Linked DNA regions of Mus musculus: region 1 is linked to region 2. A link is a loop called in an ENCODE intact Hi-C map of the cell type or tissue named here. Cell type or tissue: left cerebral cortex. All regions are shown on one strand. Links, peaks and the distances in the headings refer to the core of each region. The heading gives the core; the rest is flanking DNA. Region 1 overlaps Vav3 (vav 3 oncogene). Region 2 has its middle 300 kb from the start of Gm26076.

The links. Peaks named below come from ENCODE experiments on the same cell type or tissue, not always from the same donor. Only the 100,000 strongest peaks of a DNase experiment are listed, where the experiment ranks them.
Region 1: a loop joins it to region 2, with 7 times the contacts of the local background. A loop is called at or near these places in 2 of 42 quality-filtered maps.

What each region holds. Positions count from the first base shown.
Region 1 is chr3:109,522,269-109,530,268 of GRCm38, reverse strand. Vav3 (vav 3 oncogene) reads right to left here. Exons shown (of 27, transcript NM_020505.2): 13 at 4,315-4,400; 14 at 2,723-2,855; 15 at 1,885-1,994. Among named protein-coding and RNA genes, the nearest start is that of Vav3, 190 kb to the right of the region's middle. In left cerebral cortex, for the core only: CTCF peaks have their summits at 1,348 and 3,837 (motif pointing left); DNase peaks (open chromatin) are centred at 1,423, 2,899, 3,451 and 3,818.
Region 2 is chr3:110,860,494-110,872,534 of GRCm38, reverse strand. No RefSeq gene overlaps it. Among named protein-coding and RNA genes, the nearest start is that of Gm26076, 300 kb to the right of the region's middle. In left cerebral cortex, for the core only: a CTCF peak has its summit at 6,328 (motif pointing right); a DNase peak (open chromatin) is centred at 6,406.

The sequences.
Region 1 (8,000 bases), core at 1-8,000, 1.3 Mb after region 2:
ACTTAACTATTACAATCAATAGCCAAGTATAAGGACTATTCTACTATATCAGAAAGTGTTAGCTTTGTGTTCACAAGCATGTTAGGACCTTAAATATGAAACATTACTGCTAGCAGCAGTAACAATAGATACTGCCCTTTGATCAATAAATACTATAAGCCTCATACTGCAGCATGTGGCTGGCATTTTGCTGAGATAGTATTTGCAATTCAGGTTAAACTTCACTATCCCCATTTACAGTTGAAGGAACTGAGGCTTCTGAAAAAAAAATGACTAAGCTAAGACCAGAGGCAACTACAGCTATGATTGTAGCAGAACCTAGACTTATTTTATGCTTATTTTAAAAATATCTACACAATCCTCTCTTTCAAAATATAAGAGTCTTGAGCCAGCAAGAGGGCTCGACAGGTAAAGGTTTTTCCTACCAAAGTTGATGAACTGAGTTCCATCGCCAGAGCTCACATGATAGAAGGGCAGAAATCTATTCCTAAGAGTTGCTCCCTTACCTCCACAGACATGCTGTGCTGTGCTGTGCTGTGCTGTGTGGTGCTGTGCTGTGCTGCACATGTGTGTGTGTGTGTGTGTGTGCACATGCACGTGCCTGTGTGCATGCATGCATGTACACACATACACACTCACACACACACACTAAAGACTTCAAAAATCATCCTTATTCCATCTCAATTTTATATTAACACAAGCATTTCTTAAAATCAAAACAAGCAATAAAATTGACAGAACTGGTCAGGGAGTGGTAAGCAAGATTTGACCCAAGGAGACAAATCTCTGGCGAGTTCTTTAATCCTGCCCCTTTGAACAGTTTCATTTCGGGGTGACCGATGTGCCTCCACAATAAGGGTCATGATGCACCTCCTTGATTTATAAACATCAAAACTACAAAGAGACACCCAACAATGTGTCCTCAATGATTCCAGCTCTATGTGCTGCTTCTTTTGAATCAGGTCTGGGTATCTTCACCTCTTTGTTGAGCTTCCTCTTTAATAAAAGGAAAGAACATTGAAAGAAATCCAGCCCTGAAGCATTCATTGCATATACCTGAAACTCAGCAAGGATTCAAACAATATGTGAGTTTGAAATCAAAGGAAGACATCAGTTTTTATATTTACAAGAAAAGGATGTGCACACGTGTGCATATCTGTGGGTGTTTTATAAAGAAAAAATATAATTTATTTATTTTATAAATAAAAACATTTAATGTAAGGATATATATTAAAACTAGTAATTACAGGAAAAATTTCTCCTTATAATTAAATTTCTTGAGGCACTAAAAGGTAAAGACTGAAAGTATTTCTAGGCGAAGCAAGTCAAAGGGAAGATTTGAGCTCCCTCTTTCTTCTTGTTGAAGAAATTCACCAGCACTCTTCTCAGAGACCAGATGACCAGCTCACAGTCAGCCCTAGCATCCCTGAACAGAGCCTTTGTCCAGCAGCCTCTAGCAGAGAGCGGCTCCTCTGACTTACCAGTGATTTAAATAGTAGACACAATGGACTCTTAAATGTAGGCTGGGGAGATGGCTCAGGAGGGGCGAGCACTTGCCGGCCAAGCACAACCACCCAAGTGTGAACCCTCAGCACCCAAGGAACAGCTGAGCAGGGGTGGCAGCCAGCCTTCAATCGCAGAGTTTGGGAGGCCCACAGAGAGGATCCCACAGGTAAGGTATCTAGGTAGTCTAGCTAAATCAGTGAGTTCTGGATCCAATTGAGAGCCTAGCTCAATATAAAGGGCAGACACTAAAGGAGATAAAACCTTTGGCCTACACATAACACACACACACACACACACACAGGTACACATCCAACACACACACGTTTGTGCAAGTACACACCACACACACAAATAAATTTTAAAAGTAAAAATACTCACAGAGCCATTTCAAACTGTTCCAGCCATTTTTTCTTTAAATCTTTTGTTTTGCAATAAAATTCTAACCCATTTTGTCCTTGGGTATGGATGAGGTAGAAGCCATAAGACCACTGTGAAAAATGAATATTCTTCAAGTTAATGATTATCACTTGTTAAAAACATATTTTCAGATTCACTGGAGCACCGGCATAGCCATGCATACAAAACCTTATAGCTAACAGCATTAACACTGACGACTGTAACAAACCTCATACTGAGAAGAAAATCAGTTACCAACTTCATATTGATGAGAAAATCATTATTACCATATTGATCAGAGGAACTGGAAATGGTCAGATCAACCAATCATTGGGTCTGTCAGGACCCAATCATAGCTCACAGGAACCTGTACCAAAATCAATCTCTGAAAATTCAATGCCTGATTCAGACAGCAGCATCTCACTCTAATGGACGTATGTACATCTGGCTCCAGATTTTGCAGGTTCTGTACTCAAATATTCAACAACTGCAGATGAAAACAATATGAATTGCATCTGTACCAAGCATGTACAGACTTGTTTCCTTGTCACTATTGCTAAATGATACGGTATAACAGCTGCTTACAGCAACCCAAGTATTGTCTTAGGAATTACAAAGAGCCGAGAGTCGCTTTAAATTATGTAGAAAGACATGCACAGGTTATATGTGAACACTAAACCATTTTATATAAGGGCCCCAAGTATCTGCAGATTCAGGTGTCTGCAGTGGAGGGAGGAGTCTAGATACCAAGGGATGATTATATTTGAATATTCAAAGCTCTGCATAAATTACTGTCCATTGCCACCTCCCCAGTAGTCACCTTTTTATTCTCTTTGTCAGTGGTAGGGTTGTTGGCTATCTTGTACTGCTGGAGATCTATTATTTCCTTCATCTCGTAGTTATCGCCTTTCCTTTTACAGACAATCACTGCCAAGTCGAATAAGAAGATATGCCTGTAAAAGAGAGAGTGTGGGTGACTGACAGCAAACTGTTTGCAAGTGCATTTTTTTTTTTCCTGGCAAGATGTGACTGCACCAGCCAAGCGTTCTTCTGCATTAAGGGCCACAGGCAGGGCCACACAGTAGAAACTGTAAGGAATACAGGCTCACAGGATCATCACTGTCCTTCATGGGGCTCAAGGAGAGATGCTGCCATTCCACCCCAGCTCCCCTCATTTGAACTTAAAGGAAGGGAGGGAGCATTAGAAAAGCAATCCATACACTTTAGAGTCATTGAAAATACTCACTAAGATAGGCCATAAAGCTGCTCATGAATAATTGCTCTCTTTTTATTTCAATGCTAAAATCTCAGAAAAATATTCACAATCAGGACAGTAGATCTTCTACAACCGTAATAGCAATCAATCAAAAGCCTTGAGAACTGTTCGTTCCACAAACAAGACATAAAATAAATCCCCTGGGTCCCCACCCGGGTCGGAATTACTCTCATCCTGGGTGTGCAAACCCACGCTGGAGGGGCGGGGGCTTGTATGCAAATTGCCAGCAGTTACACTGATGATCCATACAGAGTAAGATCGCACCCAAGCTAACTTTAGAACCTGTGCCTTCACTCCTTGTGTTCGGTGTCACAATTTAATGGGTCACCTTAAGTGTAGCTTGGGTGTAAGAGAAACTGCAAGCCAGGAAAGTGATGGTTAACTTTCTGTGTTAATTTTTTTTTTCCTTATTAAAAGCAATGTTAATTGGGGAAGGAAACGAATCTTCTAACCTTATCCAACTGCAATAAATGTGTGCTTTTTAAAACTCTCAATGATTAACACACTTATTCTTAACCAATGATTGTGACAATGACACATTCCCAGTGTTCAAACACTTTCCTCATCTTCAAAGTCAAATGTGTGGCTCCTGAGAACTAGCTGAGGAACCCGGGTATCAAGGTGGAAACAAGGGTCAATGCTGCCCCCTGCTGGTAGACGTTTTCTTCTACAAAGAGTCCGGGGAAACAATCGCCTGTCATGACAGAGAATAAAAGGCCAAGAGTACTAAGGATATTCAAGGACTCTGCCTAGAGGTCTCCCTAAATAAAAATACACTGCTAAACAGTTCCCATTCTGCATTCCTCCCTGGGATGATTTTTATTATTTTCAGTTAATTTCCAAATGAGTCTTTTAAAACAGGCAATCGTGGCTTTACGGCAATCGTCTGGTGGCGTTTCATGATTGAAATGCGTCTTATTTTCGAACATTTTCATTTAGCACCTAAAACCTTAGGCAAATCAACAGAGTGCAGGCTAGAAAGAGAAGTAATACATGGGACATATGTTAGAAAAGGTAAGGGACTGGTGACTGGCTGGCCCCCTGGCCTGCACACCGCCACCTGTCCTAGAATACCTGACTGAAGCCATCATTCCTGGGACAGCAGCTACCACCGTGAGAGTGCACCTGCCACTCACCTTTCTTGTTTTGTATGCTTGTCCAGAGTGGTTATTCGGATTTCACCGTCTCCCTGTGGTCGTCCAAAGAGCAAAACTGGCTGGTTCTAAAACATAGATACACCTTTAAATAAATCTTACGTGTGTGTCTAACCCTTTCACAATCACATAAAAACAGAAGTAAACACCGGGAAAGACATTCTCCAGGACAATGGCCCTATCATGTTGCAATTGATATCATTTTTATTTATTTTAACACATTCACTCTTAAGTGCACAAGACTTGGATACAAGGTAAGATTTGAAAATCAACCAGTCACTACTTCTACACAGAACCTTAAACAGGAAGTGAGCAGACCTGGATCTGAACTGAAAGCCCCGCCCTCCTGAGGACTAGCTTCTGTGTACCACAGGGTATCGTTCAAGTCTCCAAAGGAAGGCAGCAACCAATAGTCTAGCCAACAATGATGCCTATGAACCACGTTAATAACCAACATGCCACAATAGCCATAGGAATACAGGAAGAACTGGCTCACATAGCTTGTCAGTAACTAAGAGCTCTCTAAAAGGACCTAAGGCCCGCTCAACAAGAAAAAAATCATGCCTGGTTCCTCAGGAGGGCGGGGCTTTCAGGTCAGATCCAGCTCTGGTCACTTCCCTTTTAAGGTTCTATGTAGAAGTAGTGGCTGGTTGATTTTTAAATCTTACCTTGTATCTAAGTCCTGTGCAGTTGAGAGTAAATGTGTTATAATAAATAAAAATGATATCGATCCAGGTACCCGGAGTAGGAAAGCCATGGATGTTGAAGGAGAACTAGCAACTACTACCGTACTAAACCAGCTTAATCCCTTACGGCCTTCTAGGTAGATGTCCTTACACTCACAGATCAGTGTACGCCTCATCCCTCACCCGGAAAAGTTCTCTTTGCAGCAGAGACATTGCAGAGAGGCACGGCCAGTGAAAACATAGAACTGTGGAGCACAGTCCCAACTCATCTGACTACAACACACTCCTGCGCCTTGGGCTAAGGAACCATTGCAGAAGAGACAGAAAGATTATAAAAATCAGAAGAATGGTGGGTTTGCTGTGAGGTTGTGTCTCCTAAATTATCAGAGAGGCTATACCCGAGATGTTTCAGCATCATGTCTTCCTAAACATGAGCTGAACAAGACAAACAGACCTGCTGATGTGAAAGGGGAGCGCTCACAAGGTCCCAAGACTAAACAACAACAACAAATAAACAAAACACAACTACGGGCAACTAAGAAATGCTGAGACCAGGAGAAATAGTCCTTTTTAGGTTAAAAGCACATAAATTGGTTATTCACTACTAGTCAGCCCTAAAAATATATACATAAGAGTAACATTATACAGACTGAGCAAGATATATTCATACAATAATTAAAGAAGAAAAGGAGGTCAAGAATTTGAAAGAGAACAGGATGGGTTACTGGGAAGTGTTTGACAGGGATAAAGGAAAGGGAGAAATGATGTATGCAATTACAGTTTAATCTCAAAAAAAATAAAAATATTATTTAAAGGGGAAAAATGATACTAATCACTGAAATGATACTAATCACAAGAAAATTACAGTAAGTGATATTTGTCACGCATGCAAGGTGGAGTGAGGCAGCCTCTATGTTCATAGAACATACCATACACAGGACACAAATGTTCACAGCAGCATGGAACTGCAGACACATAATTGTCCCAAAAGCAGAATCTAGGAAGAGGGGATCCTGAAGCTCCCTCCTTGAGCCAAGAGTTCCAGGATGGAATTTTATGATGTAACAATTCAATGATACATTTCCACAAAGGCAGGAACACAAAATAGTTTAAACTATTAATGAACACTTACAGTATTTTTTTAAGGAAAAGAGAATTGACGGAAGATTATCAATGATACCTATGGATTTCATTCTAATAAAAGAGGCAAATGTGATTTCTAGGAACATGCTCATATATTAGCCACAACTGTCTTCAAAAAGTGCCAAGAACATTCGATTCAGAGAAATAAAGTATCCAAAGAGTGCAAGGGAAACTATATATCTACAATAAGAACAATAAAGTTAGACCTTAGCTTTATACTGAATCTAAAAATACCTACGTAGAGCAAAGATCTATACATAAAAGCTGACACTATTAAGGTTCTAGAAGAAAATAGAGAAAAAGCTTTTTATAGAATTAAATTTAACAATGAGTTCTTGGATGTGACATTAAAAGTGTAGGCAAGGAATTGAAGGTGGGCAACCTGGAACTTATGGCGCCACCAACGCTGTCTGCAGAAGAAAGTCTCTATTATACCTGATAATGGGCTGATGAGAATATATGTATAAACTCCTATAAACCCACACATGTGAGAGTGCATGTGCACACATACACACACACACACACACACACACACACACACACACACACACACACCAGGACTCAAATTAGCCAAGTTATTCAAGTGAACAGTTCTCCAAACCAAACACGTCCAGTGAACATATGAAACAAAGTTTAACACCATTAGCAAGTAGGGGAATTTTATCAAAACCACAATCAGATACCATCTCACACCCATTTGGATATATATTTTGCAAAAGAAAATATTTTTAAAAAAGAGACCTGAAAATCGGCATTTGCCAAACTCATGAAGAAACTGGAATCCATTTATATCACTAGTAAGAATGCAAACTGGGCAGCTGCTGTCAGGAGTGGAATGGAAATAACTCAAAATTTAATCACAGAATTGCCACACAGTTCAGAAATCCTACTATACAACCAAAAGAAATGAAAATGGGCACTCAAAGACACATTGGCACAGCCCCACACACTGCAGCATCATGGATGATATTTGAAATGGGAAACAAGCTAATGTTCCCTGGATAAAAAGATACGATGTGGAGTAGCACAAACAATGCGTGGTACATCACATAGCCTTAAGTATACAAAACTCACACTGCAACATGGATGAATGCTTATAAAATAGACCAGTCAGAAGGGCACCTATAACATGTGGTTCTGTAAATCAGAGGCATCAAACGGGCTGAATTCACAGAAAGAACGGTGCCAGGGACTGTGGGGAGAACAGAGTGAGGGGTCTGTGCTCAGTGAACACGTTTTCTTGGGATGAAGAATTTGGGAGTTGTATGGAGGCAATGGGTATACAGGATTATAAATATGCTTAATGTCATATGCATTCATACGTGTTATGGTGGTCAACTTAATGTGACTCATATTATTACACTGCAGATGCATCCATAGAAAATGTATGGTGGAATTCTAAAAAGGGAAGAATGACAGGAGGTTAGGGAAAGGGGTTCTCTTTAGATTGGACCTGGAAAGAATGTGATAGACCACACTGGAGACAAAGACTGTGGGCCATAAGTAGGCAAATTTCAAATGTAGAAGCACGAGAAAAAATTCTGGAGACTGAGAGCAAAAGTAGGATAATGCCAGTGATGTAGCACATGTGGGTGGTCAGTCACTGAGCTCTGAAAATCAGTTACGTTCAGATCATTGAGGACTTTTAAATGGATCACCACTGAAGACAACAGGAAAATCTTGGCAAGTCTAGGAAAGAAGATGACTTGGGAAACTGCTATTTAAAGCATAACTATATAAAGAGTGTGTGTGTGTATATGGTTACAGGGATTGTCAAGGACCCAGGTGATGGCACCGTGTAACAGGGAGGTGGCTGCACGTAGAAAAGGGAAGGAATGC
Region 2 (12,041 bases), core at 1,810-9,809:
TTGGAGAAATAAAAAGTTCACAACTGTGATTATGTCAAGTGTGGGCTCCCAGGGAATCATTCTCTGAAAACTGACAAAGGGATATTTTGGTACAGGTAACATATGGTTATGTTAAATATATTGTGAGGGTCACAAAATGATACATCTGTTACGCATAATCTTCCACCATTTTCTCACTTAATCTATTTTGATATAAGGCTAATTTTCAAGAAAAAAATCTCTTTCTGTTAATGTTATAAAGGTCTTTCTTAAAGCTAATTATACAGCGCTTTAACACAGAAGTAACAAAGTAGTAATGTACAACAAATTACCTAAAATTATTTTAAAATGTAATTTCACCCCAGAACACTGAAGAGGAAAGTTTCACTAATGAATAGAACAAATATTGTTCTTCACAATAGAACAAAAGGTTATGTTTTAGAGAATGAACTTTGGCACATTGGTCCTATGAAAAAGCACAGAACTTTTAATAAAATATTCTTCCTTTTCAAGAGATCATAAAATGCATATCAACCTCTTCAGTTTCTAAATATAGAAGAAATAGAAAATTAATATAATACAATGGTGTTTATGACAGAGCATAGATTTAGCAAACTGATGAGAAAAAAAATAAAGCAATTCAAGTGTGGAACGAAGAGGGTCTTTCTCTGAATTTTATCAAATACATTTAGATTTAAGTCATTGTAATAGGTAATTATAATTTCTTCACAGCTGGGTAGTTTGACAGCAAGTTGGAATAGTTAACATAAGTCTAACTCTGCGTAGAGCAACTTCAGGCATCACAGCTTGAAGTACACAGTGCCACACTACACACTCATAACTACATTTCTCTGAAACTAGATAAAATTAAAATGTTTAGGGGATTGTGAAAATAAAGCACGGATGAATTCTGCTTATTTAAGTGTTAAAAGATTTTAAGTGAAACAGAATAAAGCTTTCCTGTGAGCAACAGACTCTGTTGTGTGTTTTAGCCACCATTTGTAGCCTGGTGTCCATTAAGTAGATTACTTTACTTTTATAATTTATCTTATTTTCGTGTCATTTTATTTATGTGTGTGTGTGTGTGTGTGTGCATGTGTGTGTATGCACTTGCATAGAAACTGAAAGCCACCTTCTCATACTGTGAAGCCGTTAGTTCCTATTAGAAAATTAAAGTGTACATTATTTGTCTCAAGTTTTAAAGGACAACTCAATGACTTCAAGAATAATTTGGAACAAAATTGAATCTCTCATCCAGATCCCCCAGTTATTGCTATAAAATAGACAAAATAGATGGCTACTGAAAATATTTTTAAAGAGTTTACTAGGTGGGAATGTTGTCCAATGTGTTTTCCTTGTATTCACTTTTCCTCATATTCTCATATCCACCACCCACTTACACAACTTGTAAACATTTGTTTTTATTTAAAACCATCAAAGCCAAATTGTGTTGCCTTACTATGCTTAGGTGTGTGATCTTCCACTAGACTGTGGTAGGCTTACCAGGATCTACTTTCTTAGAGAAAATTACTCTTCCTCTTTCAGCAGCTCTCAATTGCTAATAGTTTCTTGGCCAGTAGTAGGGTTCCTTGTCTATTCCCTTATCCATTCTGGGATTTGGCCTGTCTTCAGCTTGCATAAGGTTTCTGCATACTGCCACAAGTGCTGAGAGTACATATCTACAGAGACAATGATGTGCCTAAAAAAAATGCTTTCTTTGTTGTCTTCCCTCTATCTCTTATATTCTTCCTGTCACCTCTTTTCCATGTTCACAAGCTGAGATAATAACTAAAATTTTAACAACTGCTTGTATGGATGTGGTGAAAGGGAAGTACTTTTTTACTGCTGTTGGGATTGCATGCTGTTGGAGCTACCACGGAAATCAATGAGGACATACAATACAAAGCTATAAATAAATCTACTATAAGATTCCGCTACAGAACTCTTGAGCATATATCCAAATGAAAATTATTTTGTATAATTTATTAGTGTACTGAAACTTGCAAATATTCTTCTAAATATTGTAGATTGGTCATTTGGGGAAATATCATTGCATTTTGTTGCCTTTATAATTGTTCTTGCTCAATTGCTTTTCCATGATCAGTTTTACTATGAGAAAGAAGAATCATCCATTAAAGGTGCGCTATTGCATTTACTGAAAGTGTCAAATTCATCATTTCATGTCCTCTCTGTGAGAGCTCAAGGGAAAAATTTCTTTAATGAAATAATATCAAGAAAATAGGTTGCAGGCTTTCTGCTGAATTCTAATAAGGTTATAAACAATCATATCTACTATACTTTGACCTAATAGAAAATTTGAAATTAAAATTTGGCTTTAGTTTTTAATATACACAAAATAAATACTATGTTTCATGCTACATATACATCTTAAAACCTGAACAATTATCTATCCCTTCATTTTTATTTCCGCAAAACTGCTTTCAATTCTCATACTTTTTCATACATGAGATTTTCATTCTTAACAATGCTGGGATATTAATTATATAATTATATATGAAAATCACTGCATTCTGTCACAGTTTAAACATTATCATCTTCCTTCTCTATCTAAGCTTGTGTGTTTTGTATAACAACTGCATAGAATATTGCAACAATTAGCTTCTTCCCTGATATTTTCTAAGCTATTCTTCACTTACATTACTTCTAATTTTTATTTTTTTAATATTCTATTTGTTTAACCTAGCTCACATGTTTTTATGTGTGTGTGGTTTATTTTTTTCATTTTTTATTGACTATTTTCTTTTTTTTAATTAGGTATTTTCTTCATTTACATTTCCAGTGCTATCCCAAAAGTACCCCATACCCTTCCCCCCACTCCCCTACCCACCCACTCCCACTTCTTGGACCTGGCATTCCCCTGTACTGAGGCATATAAAGTTTGCATGACTAATGGGCCTCTCTTTTCACTGACGGCCTACTAGGCCATCTTCTGATACATATGCAGCTAGAGACACGAGCTCCAGGGGGTACTAGTTAGTTCATATTGTTGTTCCACCTATAGGATTGCAGACCCCTTCAGCTCCTTGGGTACTTTCGCTAGCTCCTCCATTGGGGGCCCTGTGATGCATCCAAGAGCTGAATGTGAGAATCCACTTCTGTGTTTGCTAGGCCGGGGCATAGTCTCACAAGAGACAGCTATGCTTTAATAATAGTAAATTAATATATTAAAGATATGGGAAACTTGTTTTCATTTAGTTATTTTCAAAACTACAGGTTAGTTGATTTTTTTTAGATGAAGTACATGATTTCTTAATCAATAAAACTCCTATGATCACTGCTCATATATGATCATACATTGTTTCTAACATAATTGTTAGAATTTTAAATTAAGATTTAGCTTAAGTTTCTAATATACACAAATAAACAATATGTTGCATGCCATGTATCCATCTTAAAACCTGAACAGTTATCTATCTATCCTTTCTTTTTTATTTCATCATTTATTTACTTCATTCAAACAAGAACATGTTGTTTCTATTATAATGGCTACATCATTGGCAAATTGTAGTTGTTCTGGTTAGTGATTTTTTAATAAATTAATTTACTAACTTCATTTATTTTCAGAATGTATATGTATATATATACATATATATATTTTAAAATTAGTCATCTTTGAAGAACTGGTATAATAGCTAAAATAGTACTTTTAAATTTTCTTACTATAATAATGTGGGCCCATGTAATAATTGCATTTATTGTTACTATTAATGGCAATGAAATAAAGTTACATGTGTCATTGCTGTTTATCACATTATATTCTAATTATTTTTTAAATCTTCACAAGTGTTCAGTGGGGTATGTACATTTATCTCCATTTTGCAGCCAAGAACACTCTATTTTTGCGAGTGGGAAGTTAACCATTCTATCTGAATAAACTGATGGCATTTATTGAACTTCAGTACCAACATTTATCACCTCAATGACATTATTTAGAGCTCTTATTATGTATTTCTATGGCATTTTCAAAACTAAGTAAATTACATCTCTGTTTTCACTGTCTTTTATCTTCTTCTTAACTGTCTCTATATGGTTTACATTTCTCTATGACTTGCCCATGTAGCTTAAGATTCATATAGGATGCTCATAGACTAATGACATTTTTATGCTCTGTGATATAGTCACATGTATAACTCAAAGCACCATGTTTCTTTGGCCTCAGTGTTTGACATCATTGTTATGTATCCACCAGGGTTTAAAATCCATATTTTTTATTAGATTTTTAAAAAATATCTATCTATCTATCTATCTATCTATCTATCTATTTATTTATTATGTATACAACATTCTGGCTGCATGGATACCTTTAGGATAGAAGAGGGAACCAGATATCATTATAGATGGTTATGAGCTGGGAATTGAACTCAGGACATGTGGAAGAAAAGCCAATGCTCTTAAGCTATAAGCCATCTCTCCAGCCCTTACTAGATTTTTTTAAAACACTATTTTAAGAAATGATTTTTTTCTGAAGATGGGGTTTCTGTTTTATTCTTTGAAATAACAAAGAAACTAATAGTTTAATTCTCAAACATTTAAAGATGATATATATTATTATTTCTTCAATAACTACACATTAATATATAAGCACGTAAGTGAAATACTACAGAAATACCTTTAATATTGGTTAAATAAACCAATATTCGTAGGTCTCTGAAAGTATAATAGTAAAGGTAAAACAAACAGAGGTTGTAAGAATGAACTACATTAACATAATAATAAGATTTCTTGGTTGTTTCTAATGGAATTAAATGAACATAATATTTAAGGCCAAAAAAAAGAAAAGAAATGTGATGTATATGTAGCCACGTTCTCCTTTATCACACAGGAAAAAGAGAAGGATCAGGGAGAGAAGGGAAAGAACGCGGTGGAGGGGGGAAAAGAGGAGAATAAGGAGGAAAAGGAAGAAAAATAAGGAAAAAAAATAGAATTGATTCAAAAGCTCTATAGTCCAGTTTTCTGGGCTTTCCTGCACATTAGAGAAAGAGTAAAAAATTAGAACATGAAGAACAAATACTTCATAAATAATAGAATAGGGTTAGTACAAGAGAGAGGAAAGTCATGCCTCATTATATTATAGCAACAGTCACTGGACCCATACTGTGCTATTGCCAAGAAAGTTTTGTACTTCTAGAAGAAAAGGTACCCATTAACTTACGTTCTTCCATACTCTTAAAGGTCTTTGCTCCATATTTGCCCTCTCAGACTTGACATGATATGAGAACCACTCACTTTCTTAAATACTTTATATAGTATATATCCTCCCTCCAGTTCTGAATATCTGGGTTTACACACACACACACACACACACACACACACACACACACATTCTAAGAAACGACTGCCCCCTCTCTTGTTCCTTTTCTCATGTTGTGAAGGGCATTGGCAAGTAAATAACTACTTTCTTTTCCTTTTAAATTATTTTTATTATATTTATTTGGTTGTTTGTTAGAAAGTTTGTATGTTTGCTTGCACATATATGTCAGGAGGTATGTATAAAGGCTACAGAAGAACTTGTGCAAATCACGTCTCTCCTTCTACAACATGGCTTCGGTAATAAAATTTGGGTCCTCAAACTTAGCAGTCATCACCTAGAGTAAATGGGCCTCTTTGCAGAGTGTCTTCTAACTTCTTAGTGTCTATATGTCCACAGAGCTGACTTAACTTAAGCAGAATTCTCACAATATACCAAGTTCTTTACCTGAAGTTAGGAGCTATTTGAATATCACTCTGATATCATAGCCTCAATCTGGTGTCTAAAGTTAACAGGATTGTTCTAACTGTAACTCACTCACCCTTAACTTAATCATATACTTAGAGAAGCATAATAAAATGTTAACTTCCTTTTTCTTTTGTTCAAATATGAATTACATTAATTCAGTTCTTCTTTATTTGAATTTTCATAATCAGCCTTTTCCTTATTGAAAATTTGCAGAGATTTGCTTATATATAATAAATCTGCACAAGTAATCCTACCCACTTTTCACCTTCTATGTTAATATCCCTGGATTCTACCCTGTATATTAAGCTAAAGAAACTTGAACAAGTTCACTAGAATTTTTCTATTGTACTACCAATTCTTAGTTGAATGTAAGTTGGGGATTTAAAAAGTCTCGTCCTTAATAAAGTAGTACAAGAATTTACTATTTCAAAACAATAAAAATGCACAACATAAGAAGAGTCTGTCTTGAGAAGATACAGTGGAGGTGTTATACATAAAGTTAAATGTAACTGGAATGTCCTTTAGCTTACAAGTGTTAATGAGGTAACTTTAATAATTCCAAAGTATATGCTGCCAGTCTCTGAAACTCATGAGAACAGGTTTCAGTGGGTTCTTAGCTAACCACAAGGGGGAGAGCTCCAGTAATTCATTCTTCGGTTGAAGACATTACTTACTGAGTTTTGCTGTTTTGCACCCACAAGGACATTCTCTTTGGGGTACTCCAGAGACCTTTATTATGACTCTTAGTCCTGAGTTCATGAAAAAGGCATGAATGCCCACAATTCAAGTCCCCTCTTTAGAAGTCTCCATGGACACTATATAAAGAAGTGGATATGAATAGACATTGATCTTTAAGGAAGTACTTCCATCTAGAATCATACTAATACCTACTACCTAAGTTCCAGGTGAAACTATTTTCGTAGCCAGCTCAATCATTAGAGGAGAAGTGTAAAAAAATAACACCAAGAGAGATCAGACAGTATCTAAGTCACATGTGCCTCCGCTGAGGTCAATGTCATCACTTTGAACTCACAGAAAATGCTACTGACTAAATCAGGAGCAGAATGCAAAGGAGAAGGCAAGGTGTGTGCTCACAAATATTCTCTAGCAGCCATCACTTGGTCATGAGGCCAGTATGTTACAAATAAGAACAGAAAGACAAAAAATAACAGAAAAATAATTTCCCCAGTTAAGAAACTTTAACTGCCTATTTGGCAAAGTACATCAAGTAAACAAAATAATCTTATTTTGCTTTCATTTATTTTTTTTCAGTAAAGATATAAGGGTATAATAAAAAGAATCACTACTCGTCCAAAATGAAACTTAATTTACAGAATAGCCTAATAAAGATATTGTTAGGGAGAGAATTTAGTATTCTTGGAATAGATGCCAAAAGTTATTTTCTAAAGAAGAAGTTGAAAAGCATCTATTTCTAGCAATGTTTCCATTTGTCACGTGGGCCTGGTGCTTTAAATGCACCCCTGGTTCAGCACTTCTACTGTGTAGTGAGTATGTGTCCACATTCGTCCAAGGGTCCTTCTGAGTCTTTCTCAGACACATAGAAAAGGAAAGCAAGTGAAAAAAAGACTGTGGTATTTATAATCAGTTTTCTGAAAGAATAAGAAATAGTACTTAAAATGATTTAATAATAAAAATGATGATAAAGCTCTGGTTATTGGTACCCAAGTCTCTGCTCATGAACAATATTAAGCTCAGTAGAAAACGACTATTTAAGGATAGAGAATAATTTCTGTGGTACTTTATCTCTTGAGTGAAAAAAGTTTCTTCATCCCACAGCACCAGTATTTTTTTCTGGGATATAACAATAACTTGGTTTGGAACACCCCTATGCTTTGGAGTAATCATAAACTTTAAATTTATGGAGGCAAATATCTGATTTGTACCTTTTTATCTTATTTCCTAATTAAAGTAATTATACATCATTACTTGATCAAGTGATTATTTTCTATTCTTCCTCAATCCATGAATATGTTATACTCTGTAAATTAAGTAGTAATTCTTGAAATAACAGATTTCAAAGTCAACCAAAATAACTGAAAGGAGGGAAAATGAACATAAAATCATATTCAGACATTATTAGCATGCACGTTATCAAAAAAACTGTTTATGTATAATATGCTAAATGTCTATGTAAATGTAAATGAAAGAGTGGATTCAATTATATGGCTATCAACTCATAAAACACACAGTGCACATTATACATCGTGGAATATATTTTGCCTGGATGAGTTGAGACAGATTGTGTAATAAAATGAACATGGCAAAAGAGGGTTTAAGTCAGGAAACAGAATAGTAAAGCAATTTCCTGAGTTATTTAAATGCTTTCAAAGCGAAATGTCATTACATCCTTCAGTTACACTGGCATATAATTATATAAGCATCACAAATAACAATGTCTTACTAAGAAAAACAGAAGTTATTATAGAAGAATTCTTTCACATCATAAACCTTCATTTTAAGCTCAGGTAAATATTCAAAAAAGGGAATTATATACATCAGAATTTATTCTAGTCATGAAATCATCAATAATTGTTATAATTTGAAAAAAGTTTACTTTTAATGTCAGAAAAACCTTTCTCAATCTTAATAATATTGTTTATTAAGCATAAAATTTTCATATTATTTTAGAGTTAAATCCAATTAATGTTTAATAACTATGCTGAGTTTTACAAAAGAGTTAATCCTTGAGTTACACTTTGAAAATTCTTCACTGTTCTTTATAGTCAGTTAAATTTTTGCAATAATTCCAAGTTTTTTCTAACTATAAGTGGCTTAATATGTGAAAAATAACAAGTAAATATTGTTCCTAATTTAAAGACTCAGATAGTCTACACAAACCTTAACTCTGAGTTTCTAATGCTCTGAGATCATCAGGTAACATGTGAAGGTGTTTTATAAAGGCAATAAATATACCTGAATAGGGACAGAAGATATGATTTTTGTACTCTTTTAAAAGGGGTGGTCATAAAAGTGGTTAGAACAAAGAACTGAAATGTTAGAGAATTCCTAAAAGCCACAGCAGTTAGAATATTAGCACCTTATGAACTGATACTTGCTTCTAAAAGTTTGCAAGCCCTAGATAACAGAGGGTCTATAGCCAACTGTCAGTTCTGTCTTGGTGTTCTCTACTGGTGGAGCAGATGAAGACTATAAGCAGAGCAGCAGTATCATACTTGTACCTCAACTAGTCCCACAGAGAGCAATATCCATCTAACATTAGGGAAGGAAAAAGAATTTCAGCTTTCCCCAAGCCATGGGCCATTGTTTTGATAAAAGTAATCAGAATAAAAATTATCTGCTAGGAGACTTAGCTACTCCAGAGAAAGTGAGAGAGGAAAGAAATCTTCGGCTTCTGTGGGACAGTGTGCAAGCCCCCTTATCTGAGGACTTGTCACCGCACCAAGTGCATGCAAGGGATTATGGGTGAAAATGCAAGGCATATAGAAATATGAAACACATGATAGGAGAAAAATGCCAAGAAAACCCCACATCTTAGAAAAAGTTGAGTAAGAGAATCACCTCTGTCAACTCTCCCTGACTGTACAGAGTGATAGGCAAAAGCAGTTTGATTACTGGAGATATGTGAAATGAAAAGAAATGAAATGAAGTGGTGCATGCATACTATGCTGGCTCATTCAATAACCCGGCTACCCTTTATTCCTGATCAGAATCACAGCTTATTCCTATGTCCAAAAACATGAAACCCACATAATTGTAATGACAAAAGTGAACTATAGTCAGCCAGGCAGTGGTGTCATTCCCCTTTAATCCCAGCACTCGGGAGGCAGAGGCAGGCTGATTTCTGAGTTCGAGGCCAGCCTGGTCTACAGAGTGAGTTCCAGGACAGCCAGGACTACACAGAGAAACCCTGTCTCAAAAAAAAAAAAAAAAAAAAAAAAAAAAGAAGAAGAAGAAGAAATGGACTATAGCAAAGAGATAAGTCAAGCAACAGAACAAGTAAGAAAGAACCACATGAGGAGTCATAACTCTCAGAGGTAATGAACTCTTTATTACAACTATAGTAATCTGAGGAAGCCCTGTGAAGGAGAGACACTGAAGAGACAAAAATATAATAATAATAATAATAATAAATAAAAATAAAACAAAACAAAAACACTAGAAGACACTTGTCTTTCCCTTCAGCAATCAGAATTTCTTCTTCTTATAATTAATTTTTTCCTGCAAATTTGGTACATTTAGGAAGTCGGAATATTGAAGTTCATCTCCAAATAATGGTAAGTATGAATATATGATACAGATAATTATCATCAATTAAGTATGCATCAAAAAAGTAAACTACAGTTCTCTTGGCTTGACTAGCTGCACTATGCTTGGCTAGCCTAGCACAGAAAAGGTAATCACTACATTATTTTTTAATAAAAAATTAGGAAGAGAAGACAACTGAGAATGCCTGACCTGACCATTCATGTTCGAGGTTACACTGGAGAAAATATAGAAAGTTCAAAAGAAAATAACAGTGCACAACTAAAAGTAAGTAAGTATTCCTCTCAATTAAAACAACATGATCATAAAATCAAATATCCCCAGGATTCCAGACTATGTAGTCGATTTTTCAAAAGAACTGTTTTGATTTTGGTGGCACACAAATTTAATCTCAGCATCATGATACTTGGTGTAGTGGCTATTCCTGGTTGTCAACTTGACAATATTTGGAATGAACTACAATCCGGAATTAAAGGCTCACCAGTGACCCTTATCTTGAGGCTTGGAGATCCTTATCTGGATCTTGGTTTGAAGATCTTGAGCCATAGTGGCTATGGATTCCAGAAGATTCAATCTCCGAGTTTAAGGAACATACCTTTCATCTGGGATTAAAGGTGTGGTGGAACATACCTTTAATCTGGGCTATACCTTCTGCTGGAGACAATATAAGGACATTGGAAGAAGGGAGTCTAGCTCTTGCTCCTTCGCCTGCTTACTGCGTGAGACTGAGTAACTGCTAGATCCTTGGATTTCCATTCACAGCTGCGACTGAACAATTGTTGGGAATTGGGCTGCCGACTGTAAGTCATCAATAAATTCCTTTACTATCTAGAGACTATCCATAAGTTCTGTGACTCTAGAGAACCCTGACTAATACACTTGGGATTGGAAGCATGTGTGTTTCTGTAAGTATGAAGCCATCCTGGTCTACATAGTGAGTCCCAATACTGCCAAGGCTTGATCTTGTTTAAAAAAATAAATAAATAAATAAATAGATGAATAACAGGTAAGTAGCTGGGACTAGACAGTTGGCTAAGCAATATGGACACTTGCTGCTCTTTCAGAGATTCTCAATTTGGGTGAAAACCCTCTGTAATATCAGATCCAGGTACTCTGATATTATATCTGACCTCTGGAGACACAGTAACACAGAAACAAACCAGGAAGCACTTGTACATACAAATTAATACAACAGAATACACTTTTAAAATTAAACTATATACTCACCAAATATAGATAACCAATTCTATCATCTCCTTATATTGGCTGTTTTATCAAGTATGGGCTCTCTGTGGGCGTGTAAGTGTATATGTATGTGTATGTGCTTACCAACATCTTTTTCTTAGCTTTCTCTGTATCTTCAGAAACAGTCAATAACTAGAAAGGCTGTTGGATGGTTTAACTCACCTTTTCTGGCTCAAACTCCAGTCCACACTGACTGATTTAAACTGACTTCTCTCAACTTCCTACTGAATATCACAGCAGAAAAAATTTCTAACCTAAAAAAGGCAATGCCAGTAGATTCAAGAAGAAAACAAAATACTAAATATATTGGACCAGAAAGATTTCTTGCCATATAATAGTTAAAATATGAAACAGACAGAACAAAGAAAGGTTATTAAAAGATACATGGTAAAAATGTCATGGCATAAAAGGGTGCAGGGGGCTACTATAATTACACCAGAATTCACTATAAAGATTTTAAAAGCCAGAAGAGCCTGGAGAAATGAACTGTAGGCTCTAAAAAATCGTAAATATCAGCCAAGATTATTATACCCAGGAAAATATTCAATTATCATAAATGGAGTAATAAAATAGCCCACAATAAAATCAAATATGAACAATATCCTCAAATCTAGTTTGATACATGGTGCTAGAAAAAAAAATCTCCGATACTTGGAATTTAACTACTGTTAGTGGCTGTTTAATAAATAGTTTTTCAGTTTTCCCAGGTACCTGTGAAATTATTGAGACTGAACTATTATATTTATTTTTACAAGCATTAAATGGCTGAACAACAATCCTCTGAGCTAATCTGGAATACCTCACAGTCAAACTTCCTGTGGTACTTGTATTTTAG